Linked DNA regions of Homo sapiens: region 1 is linked to region 2. The links are chromatin loops, found by intact Hi-C in ENCODE. Cell type or tissue: HCT116. All regions are shown on one strand. Each heading gives the region's core, and the rest is flanking DNA. Links, peaks and the distances in the headings are about the cores only.

Region 1 (8,336 bases), core at 57-8,056, 270 kb before region 2:
TGTTTGGGTCCCAGCAACACAAGTTACATGTCTCCCTGGGACACTAATAAGCCCCAAATTGTCTTCCGCTTCACACAACTCTACCCAGAGGACAGACATGGGGTGGTGGGGCAGGTGGCGGGGAGGGGGTGGGGCAGTGCAGTGAGGGGACGGGTCTCCCAACAAGCAGCTGCTGCAATGTTTCCCCAACTTCAAGAAGCAGACACTGGGGCTGTGGGCAGAGAGGTAAGAGTCAGTTGGCTTGAGAGAACTGCTCTTGGCACAGCCTGGCCCCTGTCACTTGAGCTGGAGTCTGAAGCACTGAGAATTTCTGACCCTCAGGGGAAGCCCCCTCTCAGCTATTTGCCCTACTCTGTTCATTCGCTGCCTCCTGTCTATGGCCCCCTCACTCCTCCCACCTCTGCAGACTGGTAGCATCACTCCAGGAACTACATTGAGCCCTTCACAAACTGTAAGCCCTACACAACTATAGTTACCATTGCAAAGAAAGCTAACACACAGCACGTGAGTGAATTCTGCCCTAGAAGACTGCATGACCTGGAAGGGGCACCCACTGCCCCCCTCACTCTGGCCTTCATTTCTAGCACCCATCACCTTTATGTCCCTGATTGTGTCCCCAACCCCTGCCTACTATCTCCTCTCTCCTGAAAGATCCCTGTTTTTTTAAAACAGAAAAGTGGCCCATCTGCCAGGGCAAGAAGCTGTAACTGGCCGCGCTCCATGTGGCTCAGAGGTTGGTCACTTAATGAACAAAAACAGCTCCCCCAGGATTGCAGCCCATTACGGGGATTACTTGGGGCGATACAGCCGTAAACTTGGTCATAGCCAGGGACAAAGGAATGCAGGGGAGAGTGGCAGTTGGAATCTCAATTAAACCCAAGTTCGGAGCAGAATTGGGCTCACATATTTTCATCTCTCTCTTGCCCTCTGCTTTCTGTCTCGATCTCTATACCTGATGTTTCTGAAAGTGACCTCCAATACCAAAGGAGATTCAGTTATGTAGAATCTGAGGAGCCAAAAAACTCAAGTAATCAGAGTTGCATTGTTTTTCTACCTTCAGTTTTCTGAGGCACAGAGAGGATAATGATAAGATTTGACTTTTAAAAATAACTTTTGGGACATGCCAAAGAATTGATCCAAATTTGTTCAATTTCCTACAGTTTCTTTGGTTATAAACAGAACTACCTGGCACATAATAGGTGCTAAAATAAGCATTTGTTGAAAGAATGAACTGTGCCTTGACATTCGGTGTTCATAGCCTCATTGCTGGTCTAAGATATAGTAAGTGCTTGGATTTTGAGAGAGAGGCAGGGGTGATCTTGTGTAAGTTACTTCTCTCTAAGCCTTGGTTTCCTTAGGACTTTTTCCACTTTAAAGAGTCATATCAGCATCATGGATAAGGGCACAGGCTCTGAAGTCAGGCTGCCTGGGTGCAAATAGCACCTAACTACTAGGGTAGCTGTAGAGATTAAACGAGTATTGCAAAGTGTTGAGAATGGTGCATGGCATATCTTACCCATTACGTATATAATTGCTTGATGGATAGATCTATAAAACAGATTCCATGTAGTATTTAATTTTTTATTATACTCACATTTGTTAAAAATTGACAATCCCTAGGCCGGACATGGTGGCTCACACCTGTAATCCCAGCACTTTGGGAGGCTGAGGCGGGTGGATCACTTGAAGTCAGGAGTTCAAGACCAGCCTGGCCAACATGGCAAAACCCCGTCTCTACTATAAAAAAAAAATGAAAAAATACAAAAAAATTTAGCTGTGCAGGGTGGCAGGTGCCTGTACTCCCAGCTACTCAGGAGGCTGAGGGAAGGGAATTGCTTGAACCTGGGAGGCAGAAGTTGCAGTGATCTGAGATTGCACCACTGCACTCCACACTGGGTGACAGAGTGAGACTGTCTCACACAAAAACAAACGACAAACAAAAAAAACATTGGCAATCCCTATAGGGAAAATATAGTAACTTCTGGTTACCTTGACTAGTCAGTTAAGCAGAATACCATTTCTGTAACCCTTCAGAAGAGCTGACAGTTTACTATTTCTCCTACCCCCATCCTTCCACCCACTGAGGCCCTGTGCCAGCATGGACACTCAGTAGAAACCATTGTTGACTCTACAGACAGTGGCATTAAGCAAGGGAGGGAAAGGTATACTTTGTGACATTGGCAAGTTTCTGAACTGATACTGAACTTGGCATACATAAGCCTCAAATCACTGTACTTTGCTAATCTTTGTAGTCCTAGTATTTTCTGAGCATCCATGCTTTTCCAATCACTGCACAGGAACACACTTCCCTGTTTGATTCAGTCATAACCTCCTACCCCTAACCCACCAGTCCTCCACATTCCTCCAGATAGTTTTCTTTTTCCTTTCCCTTCCCTTCCCTTCCCTCCTTCCCCCACTCCTCCCCCTCCCCCCTCCCTGCCTCCCTCCCTCCCTCCCTTCCTTCCTTCCTTTTTTTGGTGAGACAGGGTCTCCCTCTGTCACCAAGGCTAGAGTGCAGTGGCACGATCTCAGCTCGCTGCAACCTCTGCCTTCTGGGCTCAAGCAGTCCTCCTGCCTCAGCCTCCAAAGTAGTTGGGACCACAAGCACGTGCCACCACATCTGGCTAATTTTTGTATTTTTTGCAGAGATGGGGTTTCGCCATGTTGCCCAGGCTGGTCTCGAACTCCTGGGCTCAAGTGATCCGCCCACCTCCGCCTCCCAAAGTATTGGGATGAGCCACTGTGCCTGGGCCAGATAGTTTTCTATGGTGTGAGATTTGTCAGGTTCTCGCAAACCTGTCAGGTCCCTTTCCAGGACTAAGCAGGGTCCACTCAGGCTTCTGCTCCCGCAGCAGCCTCCTCTGGGCTTTGCCTTCTCTGGGAGCCCATGGAGAGACCCTCGCCTGACTGCAGCCTGAGGCCTCAGGGTCAAGCGAGGCTGAAGGTCACATCCCAGGGCCTTTCTGGACGCAGCCAAGCCCCAGGAGCCAAGCTGGCCTGAGCCAGTGACTTCACACAAAGGAGCAGCTGAGAAGAGTCAAGTTGGGAAAGTCAGTGACTTGAGGCTGAGTAGAAATGAGAAGTGCTGGCTGTGGCAGGACCCATGAAGGATATGTGAGGATTGGAACCAGAAATGATCTCTGAGGAATGGTGGTCGGGGGGCTCATGGGGAAGCAAGGTCCTGCGAGCTGCTTCACCTTGGCCTCCTACTTCCCGCCATCCACCTCTGCTGCTGCTGCCTCTGCCTTCAAGTGGCCCAAAGGCTGTTCAGATGTGCAGCTGTTGAGTAAATCATGGTACATTCCCGTAGCGAACTGCCATGCAGCCATTTGGTGTGTTTGCAAAGAGGTTATGATATCATGGAAGAAATGGTTTTGTCATAAGGATAAGTGAAATGGCCAGATATAACAATTACAGTGGGGTGGTGAATGGAAGGCAATAGGCGAAGGTGGTAATAGTGCTTGCTGCCTGGTTGGAGGAATATGGGGTATTGTTGTTTTCTTCTACATTTTCCAAACTCTCTACGGAAACAGGTATTGATTTTATAATACAGGGAGAAAAAAGCCTCTGGGGCCGGATATACAGATTTTAAAAGCCCTGCTTCTCAGCTCAGCCTGTTATCCTGCACACATGTGCATACATACATAGTTCATCGATAACCTTTGTATATGGTAATGAAATTTGTTCTTTAGTATGCAAATGTATATCAATCTGTACACCAATAAGTGTTTACTGAGCACCTAATAAGCATCCAGCTATACCCTAGGATCTCTACCTCATTGCATGTAATGTGGAAAAAAAAAACTTGTTCCCTATTCATGACAGTCCCATCTCTCCCCACACTCCTCAGAGCCTTTGCCCAGGAGCAGAAAAAAATCATTCAGTCAGTAGGTGTTCAGTGTTGCCAAATAGCTATCTTTTTCCTCAGTCTTTCCTTACCTACCCTGAGAAAATATGTCTCACCTAACTTTGCTGTAGAGTCGTAGCGTTAAGTTTCCCCCAGCTCTTGGACATGCAGCATCTTACTTCAGATGTGTTTGCGAGAGTTTCCTTCGCTACTTTCTCCTTGCTTCCCTTCCCCTTCCCAATTGGAGAGAAGGAAGAAAAGATGAGTTGGGGGTCAGGAGTAGAAATGGGTCAGAGAAGAGTCTGTAATTATACTCATGTTTTCATCACAAACAACCAGTTGGAGGCGCTGCACAATCAGGAAAGAGAAGGAAGTGCATTTCATCTGAGTTGGAGTCTGGAAGACACAAGGGATATGTAGGAGGTGGTTCTCACTTTTATTGGGAGACAAGTGTGTATATAAAGTCAGTTTCCCTGCAGGATGAGAAGCATAGTCATGGAATTGCTAAAGAAGATATAAAACCCTCAGGACCAAATGACATGAGAAAATGGAGAAGAATTGACCTTGTCCCCAAGAAGTGACTTGACCACATCAGCCCCAGGTTCCCAGAATATACAAGCCCACACATCTGACTAGGCCTGGGCTAGAAAATGGGCGGAAATTGGGAGCACTCCCCATTTTCCTTGATAGAAATAGATGGAGCAATGAGTAAAATTCTATGCCTGCCACATCTGCTGCGTCCTCCACTAATGTATGCACTTGTCCATCCTGTTTTCCAAAGAGGGACTGCTTTCTGTCCAGCTCAGAAGAGCAAAACGAAGAAGGAACAATGTCAGCCATGTGTAGCCCTGAATCCTGCCCTACCATTGCGGTCGCTCTAGGGCTTTCAGCCAGAACTGGGGTGGCCAGATCTGATCAGTCTTCCAAAGGAGCGAAGAGCACTCCAGAACAGACAGCTGAAGCAGTTGTTACAGCAGCAGGATTGCAGGGCAGGCGACGCTTCACAACATCACCAAAGACTGATGCAAATTGGTTTGGTTCTGACCCTGTCACACCAGGAAGGATAATGACTCCAGCAGCGCCAGGCATGGGAGGGAGCACGTGGTGGGGGCTGTGAGGATTGGTGTCTCACTTCACATCTTCATTAATGATCTGAAAGACAGGGGTAAACAGCATGCTAATGAAACCTGCAGATGATTGGTGTTACAAACCCCAGAGAGGACAGAGAAATAGCACAACGAGACCCAGAGAGCTTAGAAATATGGGCAGGAGACTGTCAAATGAGACTCGTCCTAGGAAAATGAAAGTCGACACGTCAGGGAGGAATGATGAAGGTGCCTCTGGGTGGGGGCCTGCAAACCTGAAAAGCAGAGATGGGTGGCAGGGTCAGGAGGTTGAGGGATATGATAAGGTTTGGGGTGTGTTGGAGGGAGACAGAGGAGCTGACCTTGAGGACCCAGGGGACAAATACCCTTGTGCATTTCTGGTCAGGACTGACCATGGGGCCAACAGTTCATGCAGCTGGGGAACCAAGCAGGTTGTACTGGCCCATTGGCCTGTGTCAGCTCCAGGACCCCTCTGCAACCCAGGACCTCTGATTTCACAGTCACAAGCTATGCCTATTTGCACCCAAGCCATTAAGGCTAAAAGCGCCATTTTGACCCGACCTGCTATTTTCCTAAAATGAAACAAGCCAAAATACATCTTTAACATTTTGCACTAAATTATTGGGGAATAGGAAATTCAAGAGCAGAGAAAGCAAAAAATGTCCGTATTTTCAAGGGTTTCCCATTCAATAAAGATTTATCAGAGCGTAACTCATTTATATTAAATCTACAAATCTTAAGTGAACAGCTCAATGATTTTTTTCCTTGACCAAATCACTTCACTTCACCAAGTCTTGGTTTCCTCGTCTGAAATGAGCATAACAGCAGAACATATCTCACAGCTGTGTTGTAAAGATTAAATTAGACTCGGTAAAGCCCCTTGGGCACAGTAAGTACTCACATATGGGGTGATTATTATTACTGTTTATTATCCTCTAATTTTATTCCTTAAGCTTTACTCTTAGCTCCCTAAGTAAATGATTAATTTCTTGAAGTCAAGGACTGCCTTAAACTTCTTTTCAGCTCATGGGTGCTGAATAAATCCTTGTTTGATGGATTAATGTGTTAGAAAATTCTTTTCATATAAATAATTTTATTCTTACCTAACTCAGATCTACTTTAAATGAAATCACTTTCTTCAAAATAAAACAAAAACAAGTAAAATCCTTATATCACAAGAGTGTTTTGAAGACAAAATATTCTGCCTTGAGTCTATGTTAACACCATGTGCTGTCTGGTGAAATTTTAGGCCAGAGGAAATCCCAGCCTGATGATTAAGAGCTCACTTTTGGGGCCGGGCACGGTGGCTCATGCCTGTAATCCCAGCACTTTGGGAGGCTGAGGTGGGTGGATCACAAGGTCAGGAGATCGAGACCATCCTGGCTAACACAGTGAAACCCCGTCTCTACTAAAAATACAAAAAATTAGCCGGGCGTGGTGGCAGGCACCTGTAGTCCCAGCTACTCGGGAGGCTGAGGCAGGAGAATGACGTGAACCCGGGAGACGGAGCTTGTAATGAGCTGAGATCGCACCACTGCACTCCAGCCTGGGTGACAGAGCGAGACTCCATCTCAAAAACAAAAACAAAAAACAAAAAAAAAGCTCCATTTTTGAGTCCAGTCGGGTTTGAATTGGGGTGACTAGCCGTCTGATTTGCTTGGAACTCAGGGGTTTCCTGGGAGGAATAACAGTCTTGACCATGTGACCGTTGATCACTCTAGTTTTAATGTGGTTTCTGCTACTTAATAGCTTTGGGGTGTGGCCTTGGATAGGATTGTTACCCTTATTGAACTTAGTTTCCTTTTCCGTTAAAGGGGGAAAATAACTACTTCACCAGGTTGTCGAAAGGATCAAGTGTCCCAGATGCGTTGGTTCACACCAGTAATCCCGGCATGTTGGGAGGCTGAGGCAGGAGGATTACTTGAGTCCAGGAGCTAGAGACTAGCTTGGGCAACATAGTGAGACCCCATCTCTACAAAAAAAATGTTTTTAATTAAATAAAATTAGCCAGCGCAGTGGTACATCCCTGTAGTCCCTGCTGCTCAGGAGGCAGTGCCGGAAGGATGGCTTGAGCCCAGGAGTTCAAGGCTGCAGTGAGCTATGGTGGCAGCATTGCACTCCAGCCTGGGCCACAGAGTGAGACGCTGTCAAAAAAAAAGACAGGGGGTGGCAAGCATGATGCTCACACCTGTAATCCCATTACCTTGGGAAGTTGAGGCAGGAGGATCACTTGGGGCCAGGAGTTCAAGACCAGCCTGGGCAATATAGTGAAACCTCATCTCTCCAAAATTAAATTAGTCAGGCATGGTGGTGCACACCTGTAGTCCCAGCTACTTGGGAGGCAGAGGCAGGAGAACCACTTGAACCCAGGAGTTTGAGGCTGCAGAAAGTCATGATTGTGCTACTGCACTCCAGCCTGGGCAACAGAGTGAGACTGTCTCAAAAAAAAAAAAAAAAAAAAGAATTCAAAGAATATACCTTTGCCTATTCCACTTATACCCAACAAAAATGAGTTGACACCAAAAGACACGTGTGAAAACAATAGCAACTTTATTCATTCAAGTAAAAAACTGGGGAACAAAGGCCATCAGCAGGAGAATGGATAGATTGTATATTCTATGTGGAATGCCAACTGGCAATAAAGAATGAACAAACTACCATGCCGCTTCACACAGTAATATGGATGAATCTCCCAAACACGAATGAAGGGCACATACCGTATGACTCCATCTGTATGAAATTCTAGAACAGGCAGAACTAATCTATGTGATAGAAGTCTAAATAGTAGTAACCTTGGAGGTATTAACTGAAAAGGGGCCCGGGGAGCCTTCTGGGGTTTTGGAAATATTCTCTGTCTTGATCTGAGTGCTGGTTAACACAGGAGGGTATGTGTGTAAACATTCATCGAGCTGTGCAGTTAGTGGCTGCACACTTTAGGTAAGCTGTGCCTTAAAAGAAATTAAGGTTCTCTGAGCCTCTAGAGGGAAGTGTTGATGAAAGCTGATGGTTTTTATGTTTCAAACCACCCCATGGAAGCTATTTGGGGCAATAGCATAGGGGAATCTAGAGGATCCCAGACTCACCCTGGGTTCAAAGCTATGAAGTCAGAAAGAAGGACAGAAGATGGTCAACATGTCCCTTTGGCAGCTGCCACTCATGCTCCACCAGTGACTGAGCATAAGGGCTGGAGGGCCCTGTCCTGTGCCCTCACTCACCGTGACCTCAATGTGGGGGAGGGCTGTCAGTCAAACTCCAAGCCCAGATGCTGCACCCTTGGGCTCTCCTTCGAGGGAGCACCTTTGTCTACCCACCCTTTACTGAGAAATCAGTCCCCAGACTGGGGGCTCCTCAAGAGCGAGGACCAGATGTGTGTTTCTGTTTCT
Region 2 (8,336 bases), core at 164-8,163:
GAGGTCTAGGCATTTATTGAAAGATGAAAGGGTAGTCTCTATTCTCAAGATGTTTACAGTCTAGTAGGAAGGTAAGCAGACACATAAAAATCATACATGAAAAAGAATGTGGTTAAGTGTCTTAAAAAGAGAGGGTTAGAATCTGGCTTAATGAAGGCAAACCAGAGTGTGGCATCAGAGAGGCCATCAGTCTTGAAAGGCACCTGGAATTAAATTTGGAAGACAAATGCATGGCAAATGCCTATGATTCTAGGCCACTGAGCAGTTTCCATGGCTGCAACCTTCCTTTTTTATCTAGGATGATAATAATAATACTAACGACCTTTCTCAGCTACTTATTATGCGTCAGGTACTGCACTGAGCACTTTGCATCCCCCATCTCATGTCATCATTAGAACCACCTGAGGTGGGTATATTCTTATCATCCTGTTTTACAGCTGAGGAAATTAAGGCCCTAAGAGGTTAAGGAACTCATCAAAAGTCAAGCAGCTGGAAAAAGTTGGAGGTGAGATATAAACCCAGCTTGTATTTAACATTTTAAATGTTACAGAAATCTGTAAACAACTACTGCTTCCAAAAGTGAAAACCTCCCCACAGATTCTGGGGAAGTGCTCAACTGTCCTGTGGAGCAGTCCAAGTTCTAGTGGCATCTCTCTCTCTCTCTTTCTCTGGTGCCAGGCTCTTAGACTCTGAAGCTCCTGGGAGGGTCTGAGACTAACAATTCCAGGCAGGAAAAAGGCAAGATTAGGAGAAAAAAAAATCAGCATCACAAATCTCAGAATTCTGCAGAACCAAGTGAAAGTCTCCTGGGCCCAACATATCTGAAATGGTCTCTAAAGCAAATGTCTTGGCCTTAGTCTCCATCCTAAGCCTCTCTGGAGTTCAGAGATTTTCCCCGCCCTCACAATATGAGTAACTAGAAAACGATTCATCTGTGTCCATTTGCCAGTGGTTCTTCAACTTCCTTTCAGCGTCTCAATGCATCATAAGCTGTTAGTCCTGACAGAGGCTTTAGTGATTAGTCCAATCCCTTCAATTTGTACATTACACATTAACAGTGGTTAATGGAAGAGCTTCTGGGATGTTTTCTCTTTGTTTTAGTAAAAAAATCATCTTACCACTAAACACTAATGTGAGAGTTACTTTGATTGCAAAACAGAAAAGAATCTTACAAGCATTGTGTGTGTACACTGAGAATCTCCATCAAACCTCATCTTTCCTATGTTGATCCATTTGCAGTATCCCCCTTTGTGGCAGAGGCATATGGATGGTTGAGGGTGTAGTGGGCAGAGCAATGCATTTCTCCAGCGCTGAGAACAGTCTGCTGCTGCTGGCCTGCTCTCTGCTTTTTGATCTGGCACACCCAGCAGCTCTGCCATGTTCAAGGCCAGCAGCCATCCATTTGTCTGCCAGGCTCCTTCTTGGCCTTACCCACTGGCAGTCAGAGCTAAGCTGATCTTTCTGCCTGCTGGCTGCTTATCTGGGACATATGATTTGTGGAGGACGGCCTGCTAGAAGGGAGCCGTCCTTCTCCAAGCCCCTGCAGGTGAGGGGAGCCACACTGACATGCCACGTCTGCTCCAGAATCTCAGGCTCTTAGTCTCCATTTGCAACTGCAAACACCTGTGCTCTGTGGCTAGCATTGGGCAGTGAGCAGAGAACAGGCATGGGAACATCTGCAGAAAGTAGAAGAGGTCACTGTTCTTCTGCCCCAGTCGAGAGGAGCTGGCCGGATCCACTCACCCACATTGCCCACCCTCTTCCAGGACCCTTGAGCCACCTATGCAGGCCATCTCCTGGTCTCCACCCTCCCCTCCACCCCTTTTTAGGAACCAAACCCCTGGTTTGGAGAGCCTGGTAGGTTCCCATAGCAATGGGCCTTTTAGCTGTTTCCATGGCAACCAACACCCAGACCATTTAGTTGCTAGTCAACTGACAGCTGTAAGTGAATCGGATTCAGTTTAGAATCTAGGGATAGGCTGAGGAATTCTCTTCAGAGAAAAAGACACAACCACCCAAAATGACTCAAATCCTTCAAAGACTTTCAGGCAACATCTGTGGAGATCCAGAGCCACTTTCTACTTTGGGTCACTCAACCCTGTCTCCCCCCAGCCCCATTCCCAACACACACACACACACACACACACACACACACACACACACACACACACACAACCCTGTCTCCCCCCAGCCCCATTCCCAACACACACACACACACACACACACACACACCCTCGCCTGAGTGTTCCAGGCCTTTAAATAAGGCATACCCCAACCTCTATTTCCTGTTCTGTCTCTTCCTTGGGAAAAACACTTGTTTAACGTGACTTTCACCTTGGCGACTTTCTTACACGACTCCTTTTTCTGTGCTAATGCTTTTCTTATATACTGTAACCCTGTCCTTGTACCAACCCATTTAACCATTGCTTTTTGGATTATCTGAAGTGAATGGCTGATCCCAGATCATTTTCTCTTAGTTGACCTCACCTATTTCAAGCCACTCTTCCTATGTCTGGAGGGTGTTCTCAGAGAACAAGCTGTTTTTATCAACCTTTCCAAAGCATAATCAAGATCACCCTGTTTCTTTTCTGAAAGACTTTGTGTTAAAAAAAAAAAAGATCACTCTGTTCCTTTTAAAAAAAGTCAACTAAGATTTAAAAACCAAATATGCAGGATTTAAAATTACTCCATGCTTGTTGCTTTTTATTAGTATGAAGATTTGACTGAATACTAGTCTTCATATTTAACCTTTTCCCAAACTGGAGATATGAGGTGTTGGGTTCCCTTTATTCTATAAGCAGGGGTGCCCCTCATTATTATTTCAACAATTAGAATCTGGGATTTATCTGTCCTGGAATTCATGTAAGAGCTGAGCCTCCAAAACCTGCTCCGTGGACTAGAAAAGCATGAGACGGTCATTGGAAAGAGGATGACCTTTTTGATATACCTAAGATTCAGTGCTTCTCAATGTTTTAATGACTCACGGGGGCGTCTGTGAACTGTCTGTAGAAGACGACCTTTCAAACTAATCCCCCCACGGGAGCCCTACCTAGCTCACGGCTGCAGGCTTCATGTAGCCCCGCGATGGCTGGCAAACAGTCACAAGCTGTTGTGTTCCCCTTTTGCTCTGATGGAAGGGTATAAACTAGCCGAAATACTTTTTAATTTCGATTTCTGAAATATCTACTTATACTCTTTGTCTTTAGTGCTTCCCCACCCTTTTCATTATCACTCCTTACAGGAGCTTTTATGGACCTTTTAATCCTAATCGACCACCCCACCAAATTTTAATACCGCAGATATAATATGTATCTGTTTATGTATTATCTGTCTGTTCCTGCTTTACACATAAAAAGATTAAGAATTTTTTTGTCCCTAAGAACAAATTTTCACAAAGAATGCAAGTTATAAACAATGAAAGATATACAGTATTAAAACATTGTTTCAAATTTGAAGAATAAGTGGAGGAAAGAAAAATATATTTTAGAACTTAGATATGTAAATTATTTCCAAAATAGTTTAACACTCAAACTAGTCAGCTGTATCAAAATCAATTCTCCCTGAAGTAGGCACTGTTCCTAGCTAGAGGCAAGTACTCATTTTGCATGGTATTGTGAGTCCTGTCTTCTTTTAACACAAGGGCAGAGGAGTATGCAGGGTGGGTAGCTGTTAACTTCAAAGGAGCTAAATGGCATGAGAAATCTTCTGGGAATAGGGAGACAGTGGACACATGAGAATTGAGCTTTTCCAGGCCTTTCAGAAAGTTCTTGTGCACAGAGGATAGCCTCATCCTTCTGAGGAGACATCATCAAATCTCAGATTGAACCTTCTAATTTTCCTGCTATTTGTAGACAAAGAAGAATGTCTGTCTCCCAGAGTGACAGCTAACATTTAGAGAGTATATACTATAGCCAGGGTCATTCTAAGTGTTTTACATGCCTCATCTCATTTAGTCTTCACAGCCCTATTATTATTAGTCCTATTTAACAGATAAGGAGACTGACACACAGAGAGATGAAGTGATTTCAAGATCACACTGGTAGTCCTGTTAATTGTTGGTGCCAGGATTCAACCATAGGCAGTCCGAAGCCAGAGACCCGCACAACAGTTAACAGCCTCAGGAATTCACACAATTCTGATACATCTAGAGTCTGGTATGGGAGACAAGGTGGACTGTCACTCTAGACTCAATGTGGCAGGATACACAAAAGATCTTAGGTAAAAAGTACACTGGTTGACTGGCTCCTAGCATTAACTAGGAAAGCTTGGCTGTTGATAACTGTATTCCTGATCCATCACTGTCCCCTGGTGGTTTTCCTGGGAAACTCACAGACCAAAGAAATCCAAGGGTCTAGTGAAATTAGTGGGATGAAAAGAACTGGATCAAATCAATCACTTGCTCACAAGCACTTTGTATGAATGTTCCTTCCTTTTGCCCTAACAATGGATGACCTAAGGTCCATGTTATTCAACTCAATTGTGAATGGGGTTGTAATCCCTGTACCACCTAAGAGCTGACTGCTAGTATACTGACTCAAAATAGGTGGCAAAATATATGCCCATGATTATACTTGTACTTTAAGATAGGAAACTCCAAGATTTAATTAATTTAGCCATTACTTGCTACAACTTCACATTTCATTTTTAAGCTTCTAGGCTTTCTTCACAGCAGTGTTCCCAAAAGATCACCATGCCTCATCCTAACCTGTAATCCCTAACCCCTACCTGCCCTCCCCACCAAATTCAGTTCCTTCAACCTTTCAGGCGTTATTATTCAACTAGGTGATTTTTACTTTCACTGCTTCTTTCGAGCATGCTTGGTGGTATAAGATTGTGTCAAATAAAGCAAAACAAGGCCATTTTATATAAAATAGATATGGTCTTACTGGACAAAAAGGAGGAAAAAGAGTTTCTGAAAAAGTCATGTCTTCAGTGCACTCTGGGACCACGGAACTGGGGGCCTGCCTTCCATGGTTCTAGCAGAATGTACCCTGAAAGGAGCAGGAGAAGACCACAGCCCACATGCAGAAGACAAGACAAACGAGTTTTTATTTATTCAAGAGTAAATTTCCAGGTGTAGAAAGAGGCCACAAGTTAATGTTGTTAAAAAAAAAATTAAACATCTGCTAACCAAGTGCTGCATTTAATGAAACCACCTAAGACAGAAAAAGAGACATGAGACAACCACTGAGAACCAGCCACCCGGAGCTCAGTTTCTGCTACAGAGCACCTCCTCTTCAACGAATCACTGGATACCATTGGAGAGCAAGTCACTGTTGTTGAAGCAGCAGAGCTGGAGGTGCTGTCAAGAGTCTCAGCAGACTCATTGGCCAGATGCACCGAACTCAATGAGGCACTTAGAGATGAGAAACCTGTGGATGTAATGTCCCAGCTCAGTGGAAGTGGTTTGGAACCTTTCCTCCACTGTCAGGGCAATAACCCTAGGGCAAGTTATCAGACATTCCTAAGCAACCTCCTTCAGGTCCTGTCTGGCTGGACCTTCCTTACTCCGACAGAAAAAAACCAATGAAGACAGTTAAATCAATCTCTACAGTCTCACTCTCTCTTCTTTCCTTCAACCTTTTTTTTTTTTAACAAAGGATATTACAAAGGCAACAGTTCTGAGCTCTCAGGAAATAGGGTCTCAGATGCTTTTAGAGGTTGAGAGGCATAAAACAGCAGTCTTGAAATTCCTTTTATCTTATGGCACTGATTTAGTTTCAGTCTGATTTCTCCTCCACTTTCTTCCCTCCACCCATGCCCTCTCACCCCCAGATAGACTTACGATCTGTACTGGGATTTCCCAGCAGAAGAGACTTTGGTTTTTGTCATCCTGAAGTTGCCACTCCACCACCAGTTTTATCTGGAGAAAGAGAAAAATAATTGAGAAAAATGAAAATAGGACCTGACTTCTATCCATAATTGGTTTAACTATGAATCCTAGATGTACAGTAGCAAACTTCCTAACTCCTCATACTTTTTTTCTTAAATCATGAGGGCTGCTTAGCATGTGGGCACAGCTTACAGCCTTAAGAGAGTGAACAAAGTTATACTTGTGATTTGATGCTAGCAGCACCACATACTAACTTGGTTAATTTATCAAATGTAATTTCTAAAGCATTCTCTTCTCTCTTAGATCAATGGCATATAAATGAAGTGATACGGTTTGGTTATTTGTCCCTTTGAAATTTCATGTTGACATGTGACCTCCAATGTTGGAGGTGGGCCTGGTGGGAAGTATTGGATCATGGAGGAAGATCCCTCATGAACGGCTTAGCACCGTCCCCTTGGTGATGAGTGAGTTCTCACTGACTTCACATGAGATCTGGCTGTTTAAAAGAGTCTGGGGCCTCCCCCTTCTCTTTCTTGCTTTAGTGCTGGCCATGTGACACGCTGGCTCCCCTTTGCCTTCTGTCCTAACAGTAAGCTTCCTGAAGCCTCACCAGAAGCAGGTGGTGGCACTATGCTTCAGGTACAGCTTGCTGAACCGTGAGCTGATCAAACCTCTTTTCAAGTTACCCAGTCTTAGGTATTCCTTTACAACAAGGCAAATGGACTAACACATGAAGGCTTACATGAATAATTTCACATTTAAGCAATTTCTCATGTATTTGGCAATCTGATCCAGCTTTTTCCCAATGTAACCATGAAGAGCAGAGAGTAAAAAAAATTTAGATTCTTAGGTATAAGGAAACGTTCTTGTTAGCTAGAAATGGAAATGTCAAAGCACAAAAGATGGCCTAGAGAAGTCTGTAGCTGTATGAATAATTTCAAGGATGACAACCTTTTGTAGCAATATACTTTCAGTTAACGCCCTTAAACTGCTTTCTAATAATGTACTTCATCAGAAATCCCTGCCTTGACTTGTTACACTCATATCACGTGAGTGGTCCCTTCCAATTCTTGATAACTCACTGACACTCTGCAGGTCCTTTCTTATGTGGACATTAGCTTACTTGTCACTAGTTACTACCTCTCTTTTGTACTCTAATGTTTCTTCACAATGGAACATGTGAGTGGCACTGATATTCAGGTTCTTGAAACTTGCCTTGTGAGTTTTTCCAGACTAGTATACATTAACTACTGCTTCATTTAGTGCTTAAGCAGTTTGAGCTATTTTTCAAATTAAATGTAACTCATTTAACAGACAATAACTACCATACATTAAGTACCTACTACGTATCAGGCTCTGACTAGTCACTGCATACGTAACTGAGGTTCAGACATGCCCATGGTTATGTGGATATTCATCTACTAATCTGTCCCTGACCTCTAAGGTCTCCAACAGCCCTTAAGCACAGACATCCTATATTTGAGTCTCTTTAGAATGTTCTTTAATTACTTACCTTTCCTAGAAAATAAATGGCCAGATATTGCTCCTGAGTTCTACTTGATTTCAAGAAATGCGGCTCTTTTTCTTCATGGAAAAAGGCCATCCCTCTATTTCCTCCATTCTTATCAAGATACATATCTTTAATACAGGTCCACTGCAGCAGGATCTACCTTATGAGTGCTTGGTAGAAAAAGAGGTAGGTGCAGCAGGGATGGGTCAGAGGTGAAGGTGGGGATTGGAGGGCAGAAAGAAGGCTGGAAAAAGCTACCTCTCTGCCATGGAGCTAACAAACTACTGCTCTCTTGTTTTGTTAAGAGATTAATGGAGAAACCAGGATTTTCTGATGACAATGTTAAGACAACTTGGATCTTTAATTATTTGGTACCTGGCTAAAATCTTTTAACATTGCACAGGCTTTGGAGTTATAAGACCCAGCTCAAAACCTGGGCTCCACTGCTTCTTAGTGGAGTGGACTCTGTTCATATTGCATAACTTCAGAGGCTCAAATTTCTTCAGCTGTAAAATAGAGATAATATCACCTCTACATAGGATGGTCATGAGATCCAAGTGAAATATTGTATATAAAAATGGCATCAGCCGTTGCTGTGCAGAGCCGAAGCAGGAGCCGCAGCTGGGAGGAGGGAGGAGGGAGGAGGGAGGAGGGAGGAGGAGGTGGAGGAGGTGCCAGACTGGGGGAATCATCAGTATTTAAACAGACCACATCACGGGTGAGCTAGTGGTCCTTGGTTCAGGAGGTGTTGGGCAGTCTGCTCTGATGGTTCAGTTTGTTCAGGGAATTTTTGTTGAAAAATATGACCCAACGATAGAAGATTCCTACAGAAAGCAAGTTGAAGTCAACTGCCAACAGTGTATGCTTAAAATCCTAGATACTGCAGGCACAGGGCAATTTACAGCAATGAGGGATTTGTATATGAAGAATGGCCAAGGTTTTGCACTAGTATATTCAGTCCACGTTTGACTTACAGGACCTGAGGGAACAGAT

Evidence for each region. Peaks named below come from ENCODE experiments on the same cell type or tissue, not always from the same donor. Only the 100,000 strongest peaks of a DNase experiment are listed, where the experiment ranks them.
Region 1: a loop joins it to region 2, with 3 times the contacts of the local background. A loop is called at or near these places in 2 of 110 quality-filtered maps.

What each region holds. Positions count from the first base shown.
Region 1 is chr14:74,203,953-74,212,288 of GRCh38, forward strand. It overlaps LOC105370564 (a long non-coding RNA gene), which reads right to left. Exons shown (of 3, transcript XR_944025.3): 3 at 4,909-4,999. Among named protein-coding and RNA genes, the nearest start is that of VSX2, 31 kb to the right of the region's middle. In HCT116, for the core only: a CTCF peak has its summit at 4,192 (motif pointing right); a DNase peak (open chromatin) is centred at 4,219.
Region 2 is chr14:74,474,917-74,483,252 of GRCh38, forward strand. NPC2 (NPC intracellular cholesterol transporter 2) reads right to left here. Exons shown (of 5, transcript NM_006432.5): 4 at 5,786-5,863; 5 at 5,024-5,372. The coding sequence ends at 5,358. It overlaps MIR4709 (microRNA 4709), which reads right to left and starts at 5,288; the gene lies at 5,217-5,288. It also overlaps a transcript of SYNDIG1L not described here and the pseudogene RAP1AP. In HCT116, for the core only: a CTCF peak has its summit at 4,305 (motif pointing left); no DNase peak of the experiment used is centred there.